3 separate regions of the Mus musculus genome follow, and all the other regions are linked to region 3. The links are chromatin loops, found by intact Hi-C in ENCODE. Cell type or tissue: gastrocnemius. All regions are shown on one strand. Region 1 has its middle 8.0 kb from the start of Rnf169. Region 2 holds the start of Pgm2l1 (phosphoglucomutase 2-like 1). Region 3 holds the start of Pold3 (polymerase (DNA-directed), delta 3, accessory subunit).

What was found. A loop is a pair of places that touch in the nucleus more often than their neighbours do. Peaks named below come from ENCODE experiments on the same cell type or tissue, not always from the same donor. Only the 100,000 strongest peaks of a DNase experiment are listed, where the experiment ranks them.
Region 1: a loop joins it to region 3, with 12 times the contacts of the local background. A loop is called at or near these places in 3 of 42 quality-filtered maps.
Region 2: a loop joins it to region 3, with 2.4 times the contacts of the local background. A loop is called at or near these places in 14 of 42 quality-filtered maps.

The regions. Positions count from the first base shown.
Region 1 is chr7:99,984,446-99,992,445 of GRCm38, reverse strand. No RefSeq gene overlaps it. Among named protein-coding and RNA genes, the nearest start is that of Rnf169, 8.0 kb to the right of the region's middle. In gastrocnemius, no CTCF peak of the experiment used is centred here; DNase peaks (open chromatin) are centred at 1,846 and 3,522.
Region 2 is chr7:100,224,279-100,232,278 of GRCm38, reverse strand. Pgm2l1 (phosphoglucomutase 2-like 1) reads right to left here and starts at 4,672. Exons shown (of 14, transcript NM_027629.3): 1 at 4,245-4,672. The coding sequence starts at 4,355. Gm34877 (a long non-coding RNA gene) reads left to right here and starts at 4,874. Exons shown (of 3, transcript XR_869834.3): 1 at 4,874-5,149. In gastrocnemius, no CTCF peak of the experiment used is centred here; DNase peaks (open chromatin) are centred at 4,687 and 4,951; H3K4me3 peaks cover 2,265 bases; H3K27ac peaks cover 1,742 bases.
Region 3 is chr7:100,119,976-100,127,975 of GRCm38, reverse strand. Pold3 (polymerase (DNA-directed), delta 3, accessory subunit) reads left to right here and starts at 6,476. Exons shown (of 12, transcript NM_133692.2): 1 at 6,476-6,612. The coding sequence starts at 6,553. In gastrocnemius, CTCF peaks have their summits at 3,568 (motif pointing right) and 4,291; DNase peaks (open chromatin) are centred at 3,552, 4,282, 6,425 and 6,741; H3K4me3 peaks cover 1,866 bases; H3K27ac peaks cover 1,565 bases.

The DNA.
Region 1 (8,000 bases), 140 kb after region 3:
CTCTTAACTCCTCCCAGATAACCCCCCATGTCCCACACTATCCCAGCCTTATGTTCTCTTTCTTAATTAAATAACTCATCTATTCTAACTTTCGCTGTCCCTTATTTGAGTATAGGACATCCACTGCAGCACAGTCCCCCTTCTGGAAGCTACATCCTTTAAAAAACTGCCTTCCCCCTCCAGATGCCATCAAGGGCTCTCAGCTCCTCCGTTGGGCTCACCAACCCTTTCGCACTCTGACTCTTGGCTGTGCGGACGTTGTGCGGGCAGCCACAGCAGCTGAGTTCATGAGTGCCCTGGTCTTGTGTTCAGAAAACACTGTTTCACTCTGGTCCTCCCTGACCTCAGGCTCCTGCAATCTTTCCACCCCACCCCCATTCCGTGGTGGCCCCTGAGCATTGGGGAGAGGGAAGGATACAGATGTCCCGTTTATAGCTGAACACTCCGCAACTACTTCTCTGTATTGTAACCAGTTGTGAGTTTCTGTGTTCAGCACCATCCACCACACAAAAGAAACTTCTCCGATGCGGTCTGAGAGTCTTGCTAGTCTATAGATAGAGAGCTAGGATTTTAAAGGGCAGTTTGATGCTAAGTCCATTTAACAAAATCATAGTAGTAGTTGACCTAAGTCTTACACATGATCTGTCTCTATCATGTAGTGGGAATTGTGGTTTCTTTAAAAAACCCAGTTATGTGAATGTCTTCGTTCTAATCCCAGGTGTGGGATATGGGGCTGCTCCAGTTTGTCCACAGCTGTTAACTTAGATTGTCTTGTGCTCGGGGGGGGGGGGGGGGGAGGTGGAGTCCTGAGATGGTCTGTGTGTTGGCTGTTGCTGGACATCCTGATAACAAAGACTGGACTTGCCCCAAGGAATCTGATGACTTGAATCAGCAGGAAGTCGCCTATAGAGGGCCACACCCATTTTCCCCTCTAACCTTCTTTTCTCCTATCTAGTGTTGGGGGTTGGAAGGGATTAGGGTGGAATAAGGGTTAGAAAGGAGGTGGAGACAGAAGAACCCAATAAAGTAAGAAAACGCCTACACCAATACTTCCATGATCTTGAACACTCCAGGATGAGCTGGACCTTAGGGGTGTGTGTGGATGGGACGGCATAACCTTGGGGTTTTATTGTTTTCTTAATAAAACAAAGGATGGATCCTAGGCCCCTTTCATCAATGCTCTCACCAATGGCTGCACATTCTTCCATGTTCTTCTGTGTGCACGCACTGACTAGACTTGTAAGCCAGGTTCCCAACCTTCCTGGTGCTGCGACCCTTTGTTATGAATCATAATGTAAATATCTGATATGTAGGATATCTGTTACAGGTTAAGAACCGCTGTGTTAGGCTAACGAAGGAAGACATGAAGTTGGTATGGGGGTGGGGCTAAGGGAGTCTGGGAAAAGTTGGAGGAAGAGTGGGGGGTTTGATAGGATCAAAATGAATTGTATACACATATGAAAGTCTTAAAGAGTGGATTAAAAAAAAAGATAAAGCATTCATCCAGCTGCCTCTCTCATATCTTCTCCCAGACTTTGTAACAGCCGCCATAACAGCCAGGTTTCCCTCGGCTTGATGGGTGGGCTCACTGCACCTCATCCCTAGGACAACCTTTTTTGTAGTTTAGTGTAGAAAATTGGCTTGGTCTGCTCACCTGCACACACCACTGCTTCCGGTCATAAAAACTAAGTATTCCCTGCGTGCAGGCAGTCCAGGCCCTTCTCGAACTGTGTTGCTTGAACTCAGTGGGGTTGCTACTTACCAAGCCGTGCTTAGAGAACAGCCCAGTGAGTTCAGGAATCTTCAAATAGTCCTCATGCACGAGGAGGCGCTGTGCCGAGAAAAGTGAGTTACAGGAGGAATTGTGGAGGCTAGCACGCATGCGCACCGGCAGCATCTGACTCACACGGACCCGGAAGCTTAGACTCAAGGCTCCAAATTCTAGACATCTGATTGTATAATACTGTCACCAGTACCTCTGCCACTGCTTCTTTTATTTGAGACAGAGTCTTCATGTAGCCTTGGTTGTCCCGGGGCTGGCTAGGTAGACCAGGCTGACCTCTAACTCACAGGGAGCTGCCTGGTTCCACCTCCTGAATGCACCCATTGAAGGAGCATGCCATCATGTCCAGCTAGTTTCAGTTTTAGTTTTACTTCTGTGCATGTGTGTGTGCCAACATAATTGTGTCCTGTTTGTGTGTGCAGTGACCTCAGAGACCAGAAGAGGGGATTAGATCTCTGAAGCTAGAGTTGAGGTGGCTGTAAGCTGCCTGATGTAGGTGCCAGAAATCGAACCCCGGTCTTCTGGAAGAGCAACAAGTGCTCTTAACCACTGAGCTATCTCTCCAACCCCACCCTCACCCCTGCTTCTGCTAACATGTCCAGTGGCTCCTTGAGTGAATTCGTGAACAGCAGCAACTCTACAGCTGATGGAAGAGTTCTCCCTCCCTCCTCCCCCTCTCTCCTCTGCTTCCAACCCTCCTCACCTCCCACCCACCCCTGCTCCCCTCCCTTCCTCTCCCTTCCTCCCTCCCTCCTCCCTTCCCACCCACCCTTGCTCCCTCCCTCCTTTCTCCCCTTTTCTCCTTCCCTCTATCCCCTCTTCCCTTCCTTTTCCTTTCATCCTGTCTTCCCCCATCCTCTCCTCCTCTTCCTTCCTTCAGGATCTCCTTGGCATTGACTTTGTTCTGTGCCTAGGCTGTCCTTGAATTTGCAGTCCTCCTTCCTCTACCTCCTGAGTCCTGAGATTACATGGCCGTGTCACCGGCTGACCCCAAACTTCTCTACTTCTCCCCCCTAATCTGATACACATGTGGCAGCTCCTCAGAATCTGTCTTTTCCATCCTGTGCAGGGAGTTTTGTGCCTCTAAGTGCTGGCTTCCTCTCCTGTCCCTTCCATTTGGAATTCCCTTTTTCTTGGTTGAGTTCAGATCCTTCCTTTGGATCCAGTTCTGTGCCCACCTAGTAGTGGCTTCCTTCTTTGCACCTCCACATGGTTTTATCTGCACCACTGTTAAGGAATCCTTCAAATTGCATACAGCACAGGCAGTCTGCAAGACAGCAGTGAAAGTGCTGGAGATACTGTTGGTCAAAACACGCTCCCCAGCCTCCTGCTCTTATAACGTAGTCTGGAAATCAGTCATGTTACGTAGAAAACATGAAAGAAGTGTTAGCTAGGAATGATGGCACTGTGAGTTAGACACCAGTTGGTCTACATAGTGAGTTCCAAGCTGGCAAGGGCTGTGTGGTGAGACCCTGTGTCAACAGAAGTGCAGTGAGACAGAAAGAACATGGTAGAGCTGGAGTTGTCAGAAGCATTGGTTTCTAGTTCACATGATTCACTAAAGAGCTTTGACCGAGTCCTTCCCCTCCTTAAACCTTAGCTTTCTTCTTTTTAACAAAGGGGTTTGGTTAGAAACCTCTGATGATTTCAAATGCCAGCAGAGCTCTGAGTGACTTTGGCTTCCCAGGAACTGTTTGGAAGAGGCAGTGCAGGCTCTGTTTGCCCCCTGGTGGTCACTTGGTGACATCACAGTCTGGGAGGCCCGGGAAAACTAGCTGGCTGTTCCCATGGATGGGAGAGTAGAGCTGAGACCAGCAAACAGATTGTGAACGAAGAGCCATCACCCAATGACCATTCTAGAATAGACAAAGAAATTTTATCACTTGTCACTCTGCTCTCGGCCTTTAACTGACCCATCAAGCATCAGTTTCTTCCCAAACTAGAGACATTTTCTTCTGAGGCAAATTCTTCATTCTGCTCACTTTATCCTCTTACCTGTTCATTTATGACAAAATATGGCTTCACTGTGTCTCACACTTGTCCTCGAATAGGACTATGGCCACTTCCTTTTGGGGACTTGGTCTAGGCAAAGTGAAGCTAGTAAGATTTCTTTGTTGAGGTTGCTAGGAGTCAGGCTCTGTGAGAATAAAGCAGGTCTGAACTATAATATGACAAGCCCTCGCAAGAGAGAAATCTGTCTCTAAATGTCTTACTGTGAAATGGGGTTGGGTAGAGCTATTTGCTGATTTTTCTCTTATATTTTCTATCATAAACACGACATACGTTTAAAGCCACCTCTGCCCCCTTATAAACAGTAACTATATATAATATAATTTTTTTCACTCATTAAAGAAATTCTGTAATAAATCAAGCTTGGTGTGTCCCAACACTCTGAGGCTGGAGATAGGAGGACTGGTGCAAATTCTAGGCCAGTCTGGGCTACAGTGTGAGACTTTATCTTAAAATGAGGGTTGGGAGAGGGGAGGGGAGGAAAGCGAAAGTGATTACTTAGAATTTCTAGTCAGGGTCTAGGGGACAGGAGAGTAGAGAAGTCTCAGAGTCAGGGAGAAAGACTGTGGGGGTGGCAGACTTTGAAGGAGGTAGAGAGAGTGGGCCCCGCTGCACGTATAATCAAGTGGATTTACAGTATATACATAGGAAATCTTTCTTCCTTTCTCTCTCCCCCCCCCCCTCTTTTTGACAGGACTTCTCTATGTAACAGCCTTGGCTATCCTAGAACTTAAACTGCAGATCAGGCTGGACTCAAACTCAAAGATCCAACTGCCTCTGCCTCCCTAATGCTGCCCTGCCAGAGATAACTAACTGCTCACTACAAGCATTCTTGTTTCTTTATTTTATTTTAATGTATTTTTAATTGGATATTTTATTTATTTACATTTCAAATCTTACCTCTTTCCCTGTTTCCCCTCTGCAACCCCCCCATCCCCTCCCGCTGCTTCTATGAGGGTGTTCCCCTACCCACCCACCTACTCCCTCCTCACTGCCCTAGCATTCCCCTACACTAAGGCATCAAGCCTTCACAGGACCAAGGGCCTCCCCCTCCCACTGATGCTAGATGAGGACATCCTCTGCTACATAAGCAGCTGGAGCCATGGGTCCCTCCATGTGTACTCTTTGGTTGATGGTTTAGTCCCTGGGAGCTATGGGGGTTGGGGAGGGGGAGTCTGGTTGGTTGATATTGTTGTTCTTCCTATAGGGTTGCAATCCCCTTCAGCTCCTACAGTTCTCCCCCTAACTCCTTCATTGGGGACCCTGTGCTTACTCTGATGGTTGGCTGCAAGCATCCGCATCCCTATTGGTTAGGCTCTGGCAGAGCCTCTCAGGCTCAGCTATATCATGCTCCTGTCAGCAAGCACTTCTTGGCATCAGCAATAGTGTCTGGATTTTGGTGGCTGTACATGGGATGGATCTCCAGGTAGGGCAGTCTCTGGATGGCATTTCCTTCAATCTCTGCTCTACTCTTTGTCCCTGTATTTCCTTTAGACAGGAGCAATTCTGAGTTAAAATTTTGGAGATGGGTGGGTGACCCCCATCTCTCAATTGGGGGCTGTGCTTAACCTCTGGATATGATTTCAACAGGTTCTCTCTCCCCTTTGTTGGGTATTTCAGCTAATGTCACCCCCACTGGGTCCTGGGAGTCTCTTGCTTTTCTGGCTTTTGGGACTTTCCGGTGGCTACCCCAGTTTCCCATGCCCCATTGAACACCTCTCTTCAATTTCCTGGTCCTCTGTACTTCTCCCCTGTCTTCTCCCATACCTGATCCTGCCCCCTTCTCCCCCTCCCCCTCCTCTCTTTCTCTCAAGTTCCTCTTGCCCACCCTCTACCTCCTGAGAGTATTTTGCTCCCCCTTCTAAGTAGGATTGAAGCACCCACACTTTGCTCTTCCTTCTTTTTGAGCTTCATGTGGTCTGTGAATTGTATTGTGGGTATTCTGAGCTTTTTGCCTAATATCCACTTATCAGTGAGTGCATACTGTGTGTGTTCTTTTGTGAGTGGGATGATTTTACCTCACTCAGGATGGTATTTTCTAGTTCCATCCATTTGCCAGTGAATTTCACGAAGTCATTGTTTTTAATAGCTGAGTAGTACTCCATTATGTAAATGTATCACATTTTCTGTATCCATTCCTTTGCTGAGGGACATCTGGGTGTTTCCAGCTTCTGGCTACTATAAATAAGGCTGCTATGAATATAGAGGAACATGTGTCCTTGTTATGTGCTGGAGCATCTTCTGGGTAAATGCCCAGGAGTGGAATAGCTGGGTCCTCAGTTAGTACTATTTCCAGTTTTCTGAGGAACCGCAAGACTGATTTCCAGAGTGGTTGTACCAGCTTGCAATGGAGGAGTGTTCCTCTTGTGCTTTCTTCGTAATAGATTTTTTTTTATGTGTTGTATTTTGAAACTCACTGAATGGTAACGGTATTAACTATTGGATGTTATTCCATGAAATTGATTTCATAACATAGGATGCATCAAGCCTTGTACCTGAAGCTGCCCTGTGTCATCATCCCCAGCCTTCCTTCTTGTGGCTGAATTCTCAGTCTGTATCAGTGCTGAGTAAGGCGTACTGTAGTGATCTCTCAGCTCCATATGGGTGGGGAGAAGATACTGTTTTTACCCCATATTCATAACTACAGGTTTGAGAATTATTCCTATAAAATTCATGTGCAAAGATCCTTTAGTCCAAATCTTTTGATTGCTCCCAAAGATCTTGATTGCTTTCTTCTATAAATAAACAGGCAAACATGCCCATTGTGCAAGGCTGACGGGCTGGAATGAGATAAATAAGCCGTTACTGCTTAATGTGGTGCCTGCCATGTAGTATTTGCTCTGTAAATTCTAGTTTTGTTTTTTAACCACTTTTTCTTTTTAATTAATTTTAAACTGTTTATGGTTATGTATGTGCTGTCTGCATGTTTATCTGTGTACTTCAAGTGTGCCTGGTGCCTTCGGAGGCCAGAAGAGGGCCTTGCTGTCAGAAACTGGAATTGCAGGCATTTTGTAAGCTGCTCATGTCGGTGCTGGGAATTGAACCTAGGTCTTCTGGAATGCTTTTAACCACTGAGCCATCTCTCCAGCTCCATTAAGACAGCCTTTTAGTTTTACATTTTTGGGGTAGGGAGAGGTAGAGAGGGAGAAAGGAAGAGAGGGAGGGGGTGACCCCTGTGAATGCCAGCCTTGCCTATGAGGATCAGACAACTTGGAGTCCGTCTTCTACCACCTGGGGCTTGAGGGTTAAGCTCAGTTCCTCAGGCTTGGGGGACCTAGTTCATTTCCCCCCAATTTTCTAGGCTTATTTCCAGCCCTATGTTCCTTCTTCCCACATTGAATTGCTTAGTCTGAACACCATCCCTTAACCCTCCATCTCTGCCACACAGACACACAGACACACACAGAGACACACACAGGCACACACAGAGACACACAGACACACACACAGACACACACACAGACACACACACACACACACACACACACACAGCCGAGCTTTGTTGCCTTGGAGCCTCAGTTCTTTCCTTCCTTCCTGTCTATTGCGTGAACTCACTGTTAGAGCAGAATTCAAAGTCTGTGAGACTTCCCTAGGACTCTGCCTATGCTCTCTGCTACCAGGAGACTGTGTGTGTGTGTGTGTGTGTGTGTGTGTGTGTGTGTGTGTCTCATTAGACTGCTTCTAGCTTTGCCACAATTCTTTTGTTATAATTATGGGTGCATAATTTTGCCTACTAGATTGTAACCTTGAAGAGGCAGAAACAGAGTGTCAAGGAGATTCATACAGAGCCTGGAAGGGTCAAACGGATGACAGCATCAAAGTGATGGGTACAATGATTGGCATCTTGAGAACCTTTTCTGAAACCAAAGGGAAGAAACAAAAAAGGAGACAAATTAGCAGCCCAAAGAGTGGAGCAGTCTTAAGGAGGTCTAAGGGGTGGGTTTTTTTTTTCTTGTGCTAGATGGTGTGAAGTCTTTGTGGGCGGGTGTGAAGGAGTTCCTGGCTTTGCAAAGAGACACAGCCTTGTTTCCACCTAGACTCAGTCTGAATGGTCTTACCTTGTGTCACAGTCCATCAGCCCAGCAGAGCAAAACTGGGGTCATCAGCCTGAAGGAAGTGCAGAGAGAGGCTTGCTGGAGTGGATGCAGAGTTTTAAGATTAGTTTAGGACAATTTAGGAGCTGTTCCAGTTGAGGCACTATGGCGGC
Region 2 (8,000 bases), 100 kb before region 3:
TTTCTCTGTTTTGTAAATACAATATGTTTTCTGCCAACACCTTCTTAACTAGAATGGTCAGTTGGGACTTCTATGTCTGCAAGTTATTGTTCTAAGGACTTTATTTACACAGATCAAGTTAATCTGTATGATTAAATTAAACATTTTAATTTAATTTTTCAAAAGAATAACTATACAACTATCAAATTTTAAAAAGCACTACAGTTTAAATGTGGCCTGTACCTCAAGGCTTCCCATACCAAAGACTTGGTCTTCAGTCTGAGGTATTAAGGTAGTAGAAGCTTTTAAGAGTTGAGTCCTAGTGTGGGGTAACTGGGTCACTGCCAAAGGCACTTCCTAGGGAGTTTGTGGATGAGTTCTAACAAGAGTAAGCTGTAATTTATAGAAGAGAGGAGAGGAGGTAACAGGAGAGAACATTTAAACAGCAAGGCTCACTCCTCCCTGCTCTCGGGCTTCCTGCCTCACTGTGTAATCCCTTTTACATATGCCATAAGGCTGTAACTCAAGCCAAACCAATGTGGCTACCTGATCTTATACAAACTGAGCTAAATAAACCTCCTTTCTTTATACATTACCCAGGCTCAGATTCTTACTATATAATAAAATAGGCTTGAAGAATTAATTCACAGCCTTTCGTTCTGGTTAATTTGTTGAAAAATGTTCTGTTGTTAAACACCTGAAAATCACTGGCTTAGATTGACATCTTTTATTTACTTTTCCAAGCTCTTTTTAAGTCTAACCTATCTTCAATTTCATATTCTACTCTTTCTTAATATAGATCTACATTCTGAGACCAGAATGTTCTTATTTCTTAAATTGCCATGGCAAATTCCTGCCTCCATATTGTTGTCAACATACAGGATATTTGTTGTTGCTGTTACAGTCAGCAAAGCAGTTCTGCCCTGTGTCTCAGTCTCCCTTCCCTGTCCACCCACCCATACTTTACCAGTGTTTTATATCCTAGATATAAATTTCTTACAGAGAATTAAAATTCACATTGGAACAGAATCAAAAGACAGTTGTGATGTTAAAGAACCCAGTTTTTTTGCCAGGACTGCTTGTCTGTAACTTAACAATGTGTGAAAGCCCTGAATGAAAGAAATAGGATGGAGGTATGAGCCTTACCCTAGGGCGGAAGAGAACACATTGGTAATGGAGTTCTCTGTGCACAGCTGATAGGAGGAACTCCTTGACCCCTGGACTTATGGGGTTAGAGTAATAGCATGGCCCCACACAGAGATGGATGCATTTACTTGTTACAAGCTGATGCTGTTAAATGTTGTATGTTTTACTCTCTGTGGTTTGACTTTATAATCACCAAAAATCTTTGGATTATTTGGCTTTTCCTATGGTATATCTACCAAATGCCTGATTTAGAAATAAATCTACTGCATCTGGATCATAAGCCACAAGTTAACAAAACAGTATTCTTAAATCAGTCATCAGTTTCTATGACCTTGAGTTGACTGACTCATTTTGAAACTAGGGAAGCGAATCTACTAAATAAAAGCCTGGATGCTAGTAGGAGGTTGTATCCATCCAAGTCTGGTAAGTCTGCTGATAGAAAGTTGGCCTACAGCAGCTACACAAGAGTACCCTACCCACAGTAAATCTGATTAGAAAAACAAAATATAAAAAACAAAAGTCTCACGCTATTCAGGCTGGCATGGAACTCGTTATGTAGCCCAGGCTGGCCTCAAACTCTAACTGCTCTGACTGTATCAGTTTCCCACCTTTGAGATTGTAGGCAAGAGTAACTATGCCGGGTCTACGTCCTTGCACTATTTTCTTTTTAGCACTTACATATACTCTTAATTGCTGAAGGCCACTAATGATATACTACTGCTCTTCAACAATCTGGTCTTCACATACCTTTCCAAAGATTTCTATGTACCCTAAGCTCCGACAGACACAAATGTGCTAACTACACACATTCAATTTTCCATCTTTCTGACTCTCAGTCTTCCCTCTCCATCTTAGCAAATCTGAATGTTAATTAAATGAGAAAGTTCAACAAGAATAATATCTTTTTTTTTCATGAAGACTTTTCAATGTACACCAAGTCACCAAAGCTAAAATTAGTAATGTTCCTGACTACGGAAAATAGCAAATTGCCCTGAGACCAATTTATAGCTTATCACATGTTTCATCAATCTTCAAGAATCAGCAGCACTATCGGATTCCTTGATTGGTATTAATCAGAGATTGAGCTCAGACTCTCTGCATTAGAAGACTGTAAGTACAGTCAACATATAATGAAAACTTAAATTTCATTTTTTACTCTAAATTCTAGTGGCCTTGGACTTAGCCTAGCTTACTTAAATATCAATCTACAGTAGATAAACCTTTGTTTCTCAAATAAAAGCACTATCTCCCATTAAGAAAGAGACCAGCAATATATAATTAATAAAATTACTTAAATCTGTTTTTCTGTTAAGGCACTTATTACTTGTTCCCTATATTATATTTGGGAGCCATTGTTTTATCCTCTTATGCTCATTGAGGTCTACATTTATTTTATCTTCTCTCTCATGTAGGCTTTCCATGTATATTTCTTTTCATGTATATTCCATGTTCTCATAAAGTCTTCTTGAACCCACTTCATGATAACTCTCACTTCTGAACTCCCATAAGCACTGAATGACTGCAACCTTGTTTATTGCTACTATAACTGTTGGAGCATTATTTTTATATGCATTTTACAGTTCTTAAATATTTCAGTATATATTGGCAGTAGACAATAAAGTATTAATTCACTCAACTGGGATATTTATTAGGAAAAACACGGACAAAACTGATACTGAAAGAGAAAAGAGTGTCATTATTTTTAGTGTGGTGCACAAATCAGCAGAACTGGTATCAATCACCTGGAAGCTCACTAAGGCTGTCAGGCCCCACCCTAGTTGTCTGGTCAACAAATGCCTCAAGATTCCCAGATGATCTGTTAGCACTTTCGGGTCTGAGAAACATTGGTTCAGACTCTAGAAGAAGGATTAGAACATCTGAGAAATATATGACCCAGTAACACCAAATACTTTATTGTAATTGCTTATTTGTTGGACTTCCTTATCTACGAACTAAAGGCTTGCTGACGGCAAGAACTCTTTCTATCTTTCTCACCACCAGCATTTCCTGTCTGGCCTAGAACACTCAGTATTTAGTTGGGTTTTTTTGTTTGTTTGTTTTGTTTTGTTTCCCTTCTTAAATGCATAGATACCTGGAAAAAAATGAAAATAAACTTTTTCAGAAAGCTAATTAAGTAGTTCTTTTGTATAACAAAATCTCACATACCTCCATACAAACCCCTTAATTCAGTTTTAAATGTGCTGCCTTTTTTGTTTTAGCAGCTGTATCATATGCACTTGAGAAAACAAACACTGGGATTATCATCCCACCCTCTGAAAAAGCCTCCAAGAGCCTCGTTTACAAGTGAAAAGGATGCATTTTAATTCTAGCTTTCACCAACCCACCCTATATACCTGCACAAGGGGAGGGAGAGAGAAGAAACGATGGCATCAGCAATTCTGAAATTCCTAAGCAATTCCTAAATATCTGATCAGAATCTGCCTTTTAAGATTTGAGAATGGTGCAAATTCTATCAGTACAACTAGACTATTCTAGATGTCCATGACAATTTTTTGAACAGGATACTTCCAATAAATAACTGCCGGCAGAGGAATGAAATAAGAGGAGAACCCTTGTCACATTTAATAGCAAAAGGTGATACCAGAAAATAAGAGTGAAATAGACTAGCGAATACCTAGCCAGCGATTACCTAGTGACAGAGGGTGGAAACACAGCAGAGCAACATAGTGAGTGGTTAGTAACGTTCAAGAACCAGAAGCCACTTTCTGGTTCTGCAGAGAAGGAAGTCAAAGGAGAAAGAGGAAAGGTGATGGATGCATAGTACACAGAGGATAACTTACAACGATGAGAATGAGGACGAAGTATTTTGACCATGAGAGATGATACTCACTGGAAGGGAAGGGGCAGCAAGGGAGGAAGCGGGACTGCGGTGTAGCCTACCACAAAAGAAAGAGACTGCAGTCGTCCCTGCCCAGCCCAGCCCGCCGGGGAAAGCAGCCCCTGCATAGGTGAGAGGCATCGCCCAACTCCACTAGCCCTGCGCTGGCTGGAGCCATCTCCCCTGGAGCCTCCAGAGCCCTGGGTGGGTACCGGAAAGGGTGGACTGTGCGAGGGTGAGCAGAAAGAGGGGACAGATGCCGGGGTGACCAGGTACCCACCTTGTCCCAACGCAGCCACTGCCCGATGGCCGTGTCTAGCTGGGGGTCCCCAGTGAGGTAGGGGGCGTGGAGCAGGTTAGAGTTCAGGTCATCATCTGCGTTCTCAGCCATGGTAGACACACGGGTTTGCGGGCCCGAGGGGCGGGCGAAGACACTGAGTCAGGGGGGCTCTAGGTGCGCTCACCAGGGTCCAGAAACCCCCTCCTTGACGAAGGGCATCGGAGACCAACCGCGAGCTGTTCAGTCCGCGCCAGCTCCTGCCGCAGCTCCAGCGAACCCGGAGAGAGGGCGGAGACAGGACAGCCGCCTCCCAGCAGACTAGCTCCGGATCTCAGCTCGAACTGACTGAGGCGGGCGTGAGGCGAGAGAACAACAACAGTCCCAGATGTCTGGGTCGCCGCCTTCGCCCGCGCCGCCTTAGGCCCCGCCCCCGCGCCGCCCGCGCCGCCCCCGCCCGCCCCGGCCCGTCCGAGTGCCCGAGGCATGAGGCGCGAGCCCGGGAGCGCGCGCCCCGCACCTCCGCTGCAGCGTTTGCTGTCCGCTGAGGCGACAGTGCACAGCTGGCTTTGTTTTTTTAATGCCGTTCCTCAGCTGTCTTTCCCTTATCACCCGCCCCGCACTCGCACGTGCGCCTCCACCTGGTGTCCCCGTCGTCTCAAGCAGCCCGCCTCTGCACTCACTAGGAGAGTCCCCGGCGCGCGCAGGCCCCACCCTCTTCGCCTCAGGGCTTGGTCTCGCTTGGGAGCCCAAAGTGGCGCGCGTGACGCCTCACGGGAGTTGTAGTTTTCCCCGGTTCCCCGAGTTCTGTACACCCGTTGCCTTTCCCTTCCCTCGGAGAGAAAAAGCACCACCTGTTCCCTGACGCTTCTTACTTATGTTGTGCAGTGGTGGTCTCCTGCTTTAAGGTAAAAAAGGAATGACGTAAGGAACAACGGTATCTATTTGTACTTGAAAGTTTACGAGTCGTTTTTTGTCATTTCATTCATCCTGTGTGGTAGGTTGTATGTATATTCCTTTCCCACTTTACACAGAAGGAACTGAAAGGCAAACCGAATTTTCTGAGCAGTAGCGTTCCTGAGAAATGAATGCGGGTTTCAGTCTGTTATGTTACCTCAGCTGGCAGTTGTTTTTGTTCAGTTGTAGCCGCGGAATAGAGGTAGAGAGAATATAATGTCTGGAAAATAGATAAGAAGGTTGTCAGATGATGGGTCAGCATTTAACCCTATTTTAAGAATGTACAAACATCATAAAATTCATGAACAAGTAGGAATACAGAGGAAAAAAGAAATGAACACCTTCACTTTCTTTCTTCTATAAATGTGCGCCTTTCAGGTCTCATTACTTGAGGCCAGAGAAATACTGAAGTCTTGTATATGGACCACTCTGCTTTCTCTGTTTTTGAGACAGGGTCTCCTCTATGGCTTTGGCTAGCCTTGAACATAATATACGCCAGGCTGAAATTGAACTCTTGAGTGCTGGAATTCCAGGTGTGCACCACCACACTGTGCCAAATACCTTCTTGGTGTGACTTGACCAAGTATATTAAAACTCTTCCTCATCAGCCTTTTGCTCTTGTAAGGATTATATAATATTTATAGCATGACAGTACAGTAATTGAAGAAATAGTTTTAGAGTGTTTTGAGGCTCAAAGATAAAAGACATAATAAATCCAAAGTATTCCTTTTATTTTTTAAAGACATCATTTGTTCTAATAAAATCCAAACTACTAGCATAAAATAATTGTATTGAGAGATTCTGAAAAATAATATATGTCATTGTAAGGGGTTGCAGTGTTTGCCTTAAAAATCAACAAAACAAGAATTATGCTAGGAGCTGATATTAGAAGAATATAAACAATTCCCTTCAAGAAGTAAAATCTAGGGCTGGAGTGATGCTTCAGCTGTTAAAGCTAGGGTCACAACCAAAATCCCCAGAAATAAAATCTGGAGAGATAGGATATGTGCAAGAATGTTTAGTCCACGATGAAGAGCTTGCTGCAAATAGTGGAAATGAAACCATCAAGCAGGAGGACCTGCACTGGGATTTCAAGAACAGGAAATAAGCCAACTGAGAAAAAAGGAGAGGGCATTTCAAATCCATTAGTGAGTGATTCTCAAGTCCACTATGAGGTTGTTTAAAATATATTTTATATTAGTGAACATAAATCCCAGCAATCCTGAATTTTGAAATGGCCGCGGTACCTCCATAAAGATAGCTGTTGATTGTGACCTAGATGGTCATTATCAAAGTACATATTAGAACCAACATGTTGGCATCCTCTGGAAGCATATTAAGAGATGCAAATTTTAGTACTCAGTAAAGTTCTACTGAAACAGATTTGCATTTTAACAAATCTAATAATTAATATTTAAATATTTTATGCAGTATTTTTTATGAGGCAATTTCCCCCCCCCCAAGACAGGGTTTCTCTGTATAGCCCTGGCTGTCCTAGAACTCACTCTGTAGACCAGACTGGCCTCAAACTCAGAAATCCGCCTGCCTCTGCCTCCCGAATACTGGGATTAAAGGTGTGCGCCACCACCGCCTGGCTGAGACAATTAGTTTTAAATACCAAGTAATAGTACCAAATCAGCAACTTTCAATATATGAAATGATATAGGACATGTAGTAAAAACAGGAGAACACAGGCTCTACTTAAATACCCCTTTCAACCAATGTTTCCTTACTTTTATCAGCAAAATCCTAACAGATATTACGGGTTACCTGAGTCTTCCCCAACAGGTTAGTTAGACTTATTGGTTAGACACTGAAAGGTAACTACGGAGACTCTCAATTCACTCAATCTGAGAACATTGTGTGTCCAGAAGGGGAAGTTGGGAAACTCTCAGAAGCTTTCCATTTCTATTGGGGTTTGTCCAAAGGGTCCTGTGTTTTTACTGTATTTTTATTTGCTAAAAGTTTGTCAACTCTGTGACTGTGAAAGTGAGGTCTTGGTTCTCAGAATGGAAATGCATTCTGAGAAATGAATTGTGAGGCAATTTTATCATTAGATGAACATCATAGAGTGACTATAGCATCATTTTGTAAGGAAAAACCTTACGAGACCACAGTTACATAGGCAGTCCCCTTTTTGACACAAATGTGACATTATACATAATTGTATACTATAATCAATAATGTATGCATTTTTGTTATGCCATATGCATGTATCAATTATACGTGTTATATATATTTATAGTTGTGTCATTGTGTCAGTCAGCTATCCATTACTGTGACAAAATGCTTAAATAAATCAACTTAATAGAAAAAAAGGTTAATTTGGGCCTACAATGTCACAGACCTCAGGTTATGGTCATTTGGCTCTGTTGTTTTAGATGTGTGGAAAAGCAGTCTGTTACAGCAAGGAGTAAAAAGTAGAGCAAAAGTTGGGTGTGGTGGCACATGCCTTTAATCCCAGCACTTGGGAGGCAGAGGCAGGCGGATTTCTGAGTCTGAGGCCAGCCTGATCTACAGAGTGAGTTCCAGGACAGCCAGGGCTATACAGAGAAACCCTGTCTTGAAAAAACAAAACAAAACAAAACAAAAAAGTAGAGCAAAGATGCTCACCTCATGGTGGCCAGGAAGTGTGAGTTAGGAAGAGGCTTGTAGGTCTCAATATGCTATTCAAGGACATGTCCCAGTGGCTGGTCTACAGTTTACAATGGAAGCCCAAAGAAGTTGGTTCTGATAATGGTGAAGGAATGTACCAGCTACAGGATAGGATAAATGGATTTACCAGGAAGAATGAGAGCAAAT
Region 3 (8,000 bases):
GGATACTTAAAAAATTTAGTGGAGAGAGAGAAAGAGAGAGAGAGAGAGAGAGAGAGAGAGAGAGAGGGAGAGAGAGAGAGAAGAGAGAGAGAGAGGAGAGAGAGAGAGAACCTCCTGAGAAGCAATTAGTACTGTCTATGATACTATGTTCTGTGGGGACATAATCAAAGCCTATGGCAGTCTCACATTGCTGAAGAGAGAGATGGAGACAGGACAAGATCTAGAAAACCCAGAACCTCTTCTTCTCTGCTAAGAAATGGAGACTTTATCCTCAGAGCCATTAGGAACCACAGAGGGACCAGCAGGGAACATAGGGTCATCTTGAAACTGGTGCTGAGATGGGCCAGGATAGGGCAGGAGAGATGGGGACACAGCTAGAGAAGAAGACGGTGAGCATGGGTTTTCTTAAGAAGACCACAACTTAAAGAAGAACACAGATGATAAAGAGGATGAATCACAGCAGCTGCAAGGAGATCTAAGGCTGTGAGGGAAGTGCCCTGGGGGGACAGTGGAAGGAAGACCATCAGGGTCAGTATAGGAAGGCTGACCTCTGATTCTATTTCTTTTGCTCCAGACTTAGAAGAAACTATGGAAAGGTAAGACATTTCAACTAGTCAGCCTAAAGTATATAGTATATTTCTTTCTTTAGAAAAAATTTAAATTACATGTTTATGTATGTGTCTGTGTGCAGGAATATGCATGTGAGTGCAGATATCCATAAAGGCCAGAAGAGGGCACTGTATCCCTTGGGGTTGGAGTTGCAGTTGGTTCTGAGCCATTTGATGTGGGTGCTGGGAACCAAATCTAGGTCCTCTGTAAGAGCAGTATCTGCTGTTAACCTTTGAGCTGTCTCCAGCCCTCACAGTGTCATGCAAAGGGTGTGCGTGTGTGTAAGGGATGTTTGAGACAATCCTCTGGGGTCTCTAGCATCAGTGTGCCTTGAAGAACTCAAGCCAGCTTAGGACCTGGATTTGGTCCCAACTGTGCTCCCTTTGGCCATGCATCTTCCTGCCTATCTGATCACCAGGCCCTTCAAATGAGCTGGATTTCCCGAGGCAGCTTATCAATAATGGTCACTCTGATAAAAGACCATAAAAGAATTTCAGTGGTGGAAGGACAAGGAAACAACGCCTTCCACAAACGATATTCTATAGTTCAACAAAAGGGATTATAGAGCCCAACAATACGCAATTCAACCTCACCCTTCCATCATTCAGTTATCTGTCAACAAATATTTGCTAAGGGCCCACCCCAGGGCTATGGCTAAGTGGGGGCTGGGGTTGGAATGAAAAGGCCTTTTGAGGATAGCCCAGTCCCTGGGAACCAAGTCTGCTGAACGCTCTTGCAGATTCAGCCTTTCGTTCCTGTAGCTGGAGGCTCTGACTGAGACCCCTCCACTGAGCATGGGGACCAAGGACAGCCACAATACACAAAATCATGAACGTACTTAAAATAGTAGGCGGGGTTTGGTGTTGATGTTAGTGTTGCTATTGTTGTTGTTGTTGTTGTTGGTGTGTGTGTGTGTGAGAGAGAGAGAGAGAGAGAAGAGGGAAGAGGGAGGGAGGGAGAGAGAGAGGGAAATTGAGATTTTCTCTGTGTGTTTCTTGTAATTAGACCACACTGTTTTTCAAGCATGGACTCTTCAGATGAAAATGTATTATGATGTCAAATAGTTGGGTACCCCAGCCTTACATGGAGGTGCCCCCAGAATGCTTATCATGATTGTCTTAGTCAGGGTTTCTATTGCTGTGAGGAAACACCATGACCAAAAAGCAAGTTGGGGAGAAAATGGTTTATTTGGTTTACGCTTGCAGATCATTGACGGAAATCAGGACAGGGTCTCAAGAAGGGCTGAAACCTGGAGGCAGGAGCTGATGCAAAGGCCATGGAGGGTGCTGCTTACTGGCTTGCTTCTATGGTTTCATCAGCTTGCTCTCCCTTAATGATCAGTAATTTAGAAAAGGCCTTACAGCTGCATCTTATGGAGGCATTTTGTCAACTGAGGTTCCTTCCTCTCAGTTGACTCTAGGTTGGGTCAAGCTGATACAAAACCAGTCAGTCAAAGACAGTTGCTAATTAGAGACACCCGCTGCATTTCCTCTAGGGGAGGTGCAGATGTGCTAGGAACCCTATAACCCTCCACAGGCCCTCCCAGCTCATTTCCACCTGGCTAACTGGCCAGAGGCATCTCCAAGTCTTCTTGATTTTCCTCACCTTTCACCTCACAGAGCCCTAGCAGTCCAGCCCCACTCCTTGGCTGATGTCCCCAGTGGCCTTCTAATTACCAAACCCATCCTGTTCCTCTCAGACCTTCCACAGTGACACCAGAAGGGGCACTGGTACTTTTGGGGATTCAAACTCACTTCTTTTGTGAGAGCCCCAGGGATCTTCCACCCTGTTACTTCCCTTTCTCGGGGTTTTCTTCACTGTCCCTTAACTGCTGGTCTTCCCTGCGCTTTGGTCTGTCCTCAGTCCTCCACATTGCCTGTTACCCTGTATAACTAACTGTCAGGTTACTGACCCAAGCCTGTATCTGAGGACAGGCATGGTCCGGAGCCTGCTGGACATGTCCAAATGGGGATTCCTGCTTATTTTCTCTTACAATGTGGTCTTTTCCAAAGCACTCTCCAAGCCACGCCCCCTTCCCCTCCAGTGAAAGAAACAAAGGAAAATATTTTAAGCAGATCCAAGAGTGGAATGGAGGGAGGCTTCTGGCTGTTTTTTTTTTCTTCATAAATGATTGAATTAATTATTTAAAATACACATGGGAGGGGTTGGAGAGATGGCTCAGAGGACTGAGATTGGGTCCCAGAACTTATTGCCAGTAACTCCAGCTTCAGGGGATCTGGTGTCCTGTTCTGGTCTCTGTGGGTACCTGTACACATGTGCATGCACACACACACACACACACACACACACACACACACACACACACACACACACACATATACATACAATTAAAGGTAAAATAAGAACTGGGTGTAGTGGTAGATATCTCCAGTCCTTGCCTTTGAAGGCAGAGCCAGATAGAGCTCTGTGAGTTCAAGAACAGCCTGGTCTACATAGGGAGTTCCAGACCAGCCAAGGCTACACAGCAAGACACTATATCAAAACAAACAAACAAACAAGCAAGCAAACAATAACAAAAAAGAATACAACAAAATCTTTTAAAAAAAAGAGGTACATGGCCTACTGGACCCAGGCGTGGGTGAAATCAGAGACAGGAGGGGTGGTGCAGGTGAGAGAGAACCAGCAACTGTGTGTTCTCCACACTTATGCTTGATAACAGATTTTACATTGACACACTGATGTGTTTTTCACAATAAGTACCTGGAGGCTTATCGTACTGTCCTTTGGATTCCAGTCCAGAAGTTGATGTGACCTGGCTTTGCTGGCTTTACACGCCACAACATTGCTTATACAAAGTGTAACACATACTGTCATAGAAGGACTTTTTAAAAGAGGCTGTAGGCGGGTGTGTGTGTGTGTGTGTGTGTGTGTGTGTGTTTATACTTTGCCTGCTTGTGTGCCTGTATACCACCTCTGTGCAGTGCCAACAGTGGCCACAAGAGGGCATCAGAATACCTGGAACTGGAATTATAGCCAGTTGTGAACCACCATGAGGGTGCTGAAACTCTAACCCAGGTCTTCTGGAAAAGGCAGTGCTCTTAACTGCTGGTCCTTCTTCCAAGCCCTAGAAGAACCTTTTTGACAAAAAGGAACTGTGGGCTTGTTATCTGCTGTTAAGGCATACTAAGACAATATTCTGGGTTTATTTCTTACATATTTTGCCTACAGTGAAAAGACATGGTATCTAGCCCCAGATACCCAAGTTCAAAGTTATCTCCTTATTTTCTGTTTTTAATTGTGTTTAGTCACCTCCTTTGGCACCATAACCTTCAATTGTAACCTCAGACTGTAAATTCTACGATGAAGACCACGTTGTGTTCCTATAAGGTCATATAAGACCTGGTATATAGGCAACAGGTATCGAATTCATTAATATCCATCTGTCACATCTGTATCAATAAGGCCTGTGTCTGAGTCCTGGATCCCAGGGTGGGGTTAACCTTCCTATCAAAGGCCTGCCCCCTTGCTGATAACTGGGTTTGGGGATCTCGACTACATGTAGGTAGCGTGTTCCTCAACCTGTCCAACACTATCTATTCCCACTCTGGTCCCTGACAGAATCACAGTGCTCACTGCTGCCATGGTGGAGATGATGGGGAAGAGAAAGGGAAGGCTGGCCTTCTGCAGCTGATGACAACCTTAGGCCGAGTCTTGGTCCTCTGGCTCCCACTGCTGGTGTCGTGTGACACTGACATGCGTAAGTTTTGTTTGGCCATCTTTGGCTGTCGGGCTGATTGCTGGTGCTGGCTTCTAGACAACATTGATGTGTCCCAGCAGGACACACTGATATCAAGCTTTATCCTCAAGGCAGAGGGAGTGAAAATTCTGCTTGCTCTAAAGTCATGTGTGTGTGTGTGTGTGTGTGTGTGTGTGTGTGTGTGTGTAGGCAAAAGTGTGTTAGCTTCATTTGCATTTCATGTCTCAAAATATGGAAAGCCCTTCTGATATCTGGAATAAGACAATGGACTGATTTTCCATTGCTTGGTGCTTCACCTTTCCTGTTTTCTCTAACTGTAAAAAATCACATAGATCTGTAAAAAGTTAAACAGTTGGAAGACAAGAAAAAACCCAAACCTCAAAAAAACCAAGATGAGAACAAAAGGCAGCCCAATGCTACCACCAAAGCAAGCCCAGCTTTGAGACGGTGGGCGATTATTTTAGCATACCTGGACGGAAACATACTTGCTATGTATGTGGCTTGGAGCAAACTACCTAACTCTGGACAGTTTCTATAAAACTGAGATAAAGACTCAAGTTATCTGACATCTATATATTAGTATACAGGTAATATTTACATCCTAGATTGTTGACGAGATTACACGAGAATATTTAAATACAAAGTCTAACATGGCCCCTGCCCATTCAGTGATGGTAAGTCACAGTGGGCACATCAGAGCTCTACTTCTTTCTCAGCAGTATTTTCACTTAGCTCTCAATGCCTTCATTGTAACCAAACTTCAAGCAAAATTCATTTGCTGAGAGTCTATTACACGTGGGTGTTCTGACATTATGAATACAGTAAGTTTGAATTTTTATTTATTAATTATTTTGTGCATATACATGGGCCTGCATGTACCATGGTGTGTGGAGACCAAAGGATGACTCCAAGGAATCAGTTCTCTCCTGCCATCTTTATGTGGCTCCCTGGGACTGAACTCAGGTCATCAGGTCTGTGCTGCAAGCACTTTACCCACTGAGCTATCTCATTGGCCCCAAGATCATACTTAAAATAGTTTTTGTTTACACAAACCCTGTCTCAAAGTCCTTGCAGTTGTTTCCTAGTCACTCTTCCCATGAACAACATGAAGGTGGTTTGAAATGATGGGACCTCATCTTTTGTATGTGTGTGTGTGTATAAAGGGATAATAAAATCTAACAAGACTACTTGAGGATTAGGGTCACTGCTAGAGATGCCCACCACATGCTAGTTACTCAGTAAGTAAGTAATTGTGATATATCTGGGGAATATACATGAAACTAAAAGACTTTCTTCATCTCTTAATTCGTGGGAGGGAAAATTCCAAGGGATACTCTTCTCTGATTTGTTTTTGACCCTAAAACCTTTCAGTGTATTTGTAGACACAACTGTAATCTCTTTGACATGATCTTGGGTTTATTTACAGGCATCTGTTATGATTCTCTATGAAAACCACACAATGCATTTGCTGGGTTTCTATGAGACTAAATGAAATTTCATTTTCAAAGCACTTGCTCAATATGTTTGTCGTGTAACAACACAGTTACCAGCTATTATTAGTGTGATCGTGGTGAGCACAGCTTGAAGGTTTTATGTGTATCGTCTCACTTATAACTCCAGCCAAATAGAATGATTTGATTTCTCGTCTGCTCTTTTCCCCAGTCTTTTCACATCTTCCGGGAAACTCCTGGTTGACCCAAAGATCATGTCCCTAATCTAGTGACTCTTACTTGGTAGCTCTGGCTAGGTTGGAGCTCCATGGGTAGAACAGGGTGGTCTTCAGCTCACAAAGATCTGCTTGCTTTTGCACCACCACGCCTGACACCAACTCTTTTAAGCCACCCCTCCTCCCCCTCTTCCCCCTCCTCCCTCTCCTTTACAATGTAGGCTCCATGTGTACTCTTGGCCACAGCACTCCCCCGCCCCCAGCGGTGAAATATAAGGTTATGAGTCAGTCTACTTGTGGTAGCAGAGAAATCGCAACGTTCTCAGGTGCACACCGACAACCACGGGCTCGCGCCTCACTTCCGGTCGGTCTCGCTCCAACTTCCCCCTACATCAGCCCTGGCTGGCCTCTCACTAGTTTGGCCCTCACCCGCCGCCGTAGCGCGGCGCCTTGGTTGCCCTGGGAGACGACCTGTGACCCGAGAGTGAGCGAAGCTGTTTCCCGCCGGCGGGAGCTACGGCTGGGGCGGGTTGAGCGCGGGGCTCGAAGCCGCACCACCATGGCGGAACAGCTGTATCTAGAAAACATAGACGAGTTCGTCACGGACCAGAACAAGATCGTGAGGAGCTAGGACCACGGGGGTGGGGAAGGCGGGGCCGTGCGAGGCGGGTGTGCGGGGGACTGGGCCTGCCCGGTCGGCGAGGGGTCGCGACCCCCGGTGCCTGTGGCTTCTCGGGGACCGGCTGAGGTGGCCACTGGTCACCGCGAAACCCGCGTAGGGAGACACGCCCTGCGGGCAGAGCTTCTGGCGCGCGCCCAAGCCCCGGGGCCTTGGGCGGGATTGTGAGGTCCGGGGGCGTGGAGCCTGGGAAGCCAGCGGGGTTCGTGAGGCTTCCTTTCCCTGCTCTGTCGGGTGGTGGCCCCTCAAGACAGTTGAGACTGGCCGACTTTCATAGGCGACTGCCTGGTGCTTTACCCACCAGAGACAGTTTCCTCTTCCTGGAAATTTAAATATTGAAAGCAGCTTGACCCACCTCCTCGGGCTAGCGTAAAAATGAAGAGACTTGGGTGTGATGGACCTTTGCTGCTGTGAGCCCATGGACACAGTTTGGTACACCGACTCACACCTCCCGGGTCCTCCAGGCTTTTGTGTTATCCCTAGAAGTGGGATTTAGCCAAGGGTCAAATGACGTGTATAAACGCGTCAAGGGCCATTAGGGCTGGATAGATAAATTCTTGAATCCCAGGTCTGTCTCTTTCCCCTCTGCCTCTGTCTGCCACTCTGCCTCTGACCAATCTTTATTAGTCCTCTTATTGGGAGTGCATCGTTTAGCTTTGGAAGAAACAACAGACATACCGGGTCAGGGAAGGATGGAGGCTCGATGCCCCTAGTTCTTGAAATTACCCCATACTACATTTATCCATTTTTCTCTCTCTCTTTTTTTTTTTTTTTGATTCCCACACCACCTGTTCCTCTTAACATTTGAATAGTTGCAAATTTACTGAGAAGTTCCTGGGTTATGTGCTTTCAAGTAATGCTAGGTTTTAGATAAATTTTAGGATAGTTTTAGGTAGCTTCTTAAAGACAAGAGGGTCAGAGAGCTTTTAAGTAAGACAAGGAGTTTGAGCTAAATAATCTTTGGCTTGGCTTTGTAGACTCTTAAGACTTTTCTTATTATGTTTAGTGTCATGCGCGTGCGCGCGCGCACACACACACACACACACATAATTGTGCTATGTCACAATTATGGATGTCAGAGGACCAGTTCTCTCATTCCACCGTACGAATCCAACAAATCAAACCCAGGCTCTTTTTGTTTGTTTGTTTTTCGAGACATGGTTTCTCTGTATAACCTTGGCTGTCCTGGGAACTCACTCTGTAGACCAGGCTGGCCTTGAACTCAGAAATCCTCCTGCCTCAGCCTCCTAAATGCTGGGATTAAAGGCGTGTGCCACCACCGCCCGGCCAAACCCAGGTTCTTAAGGGTGTGGTAGCAAGTGCCTTTC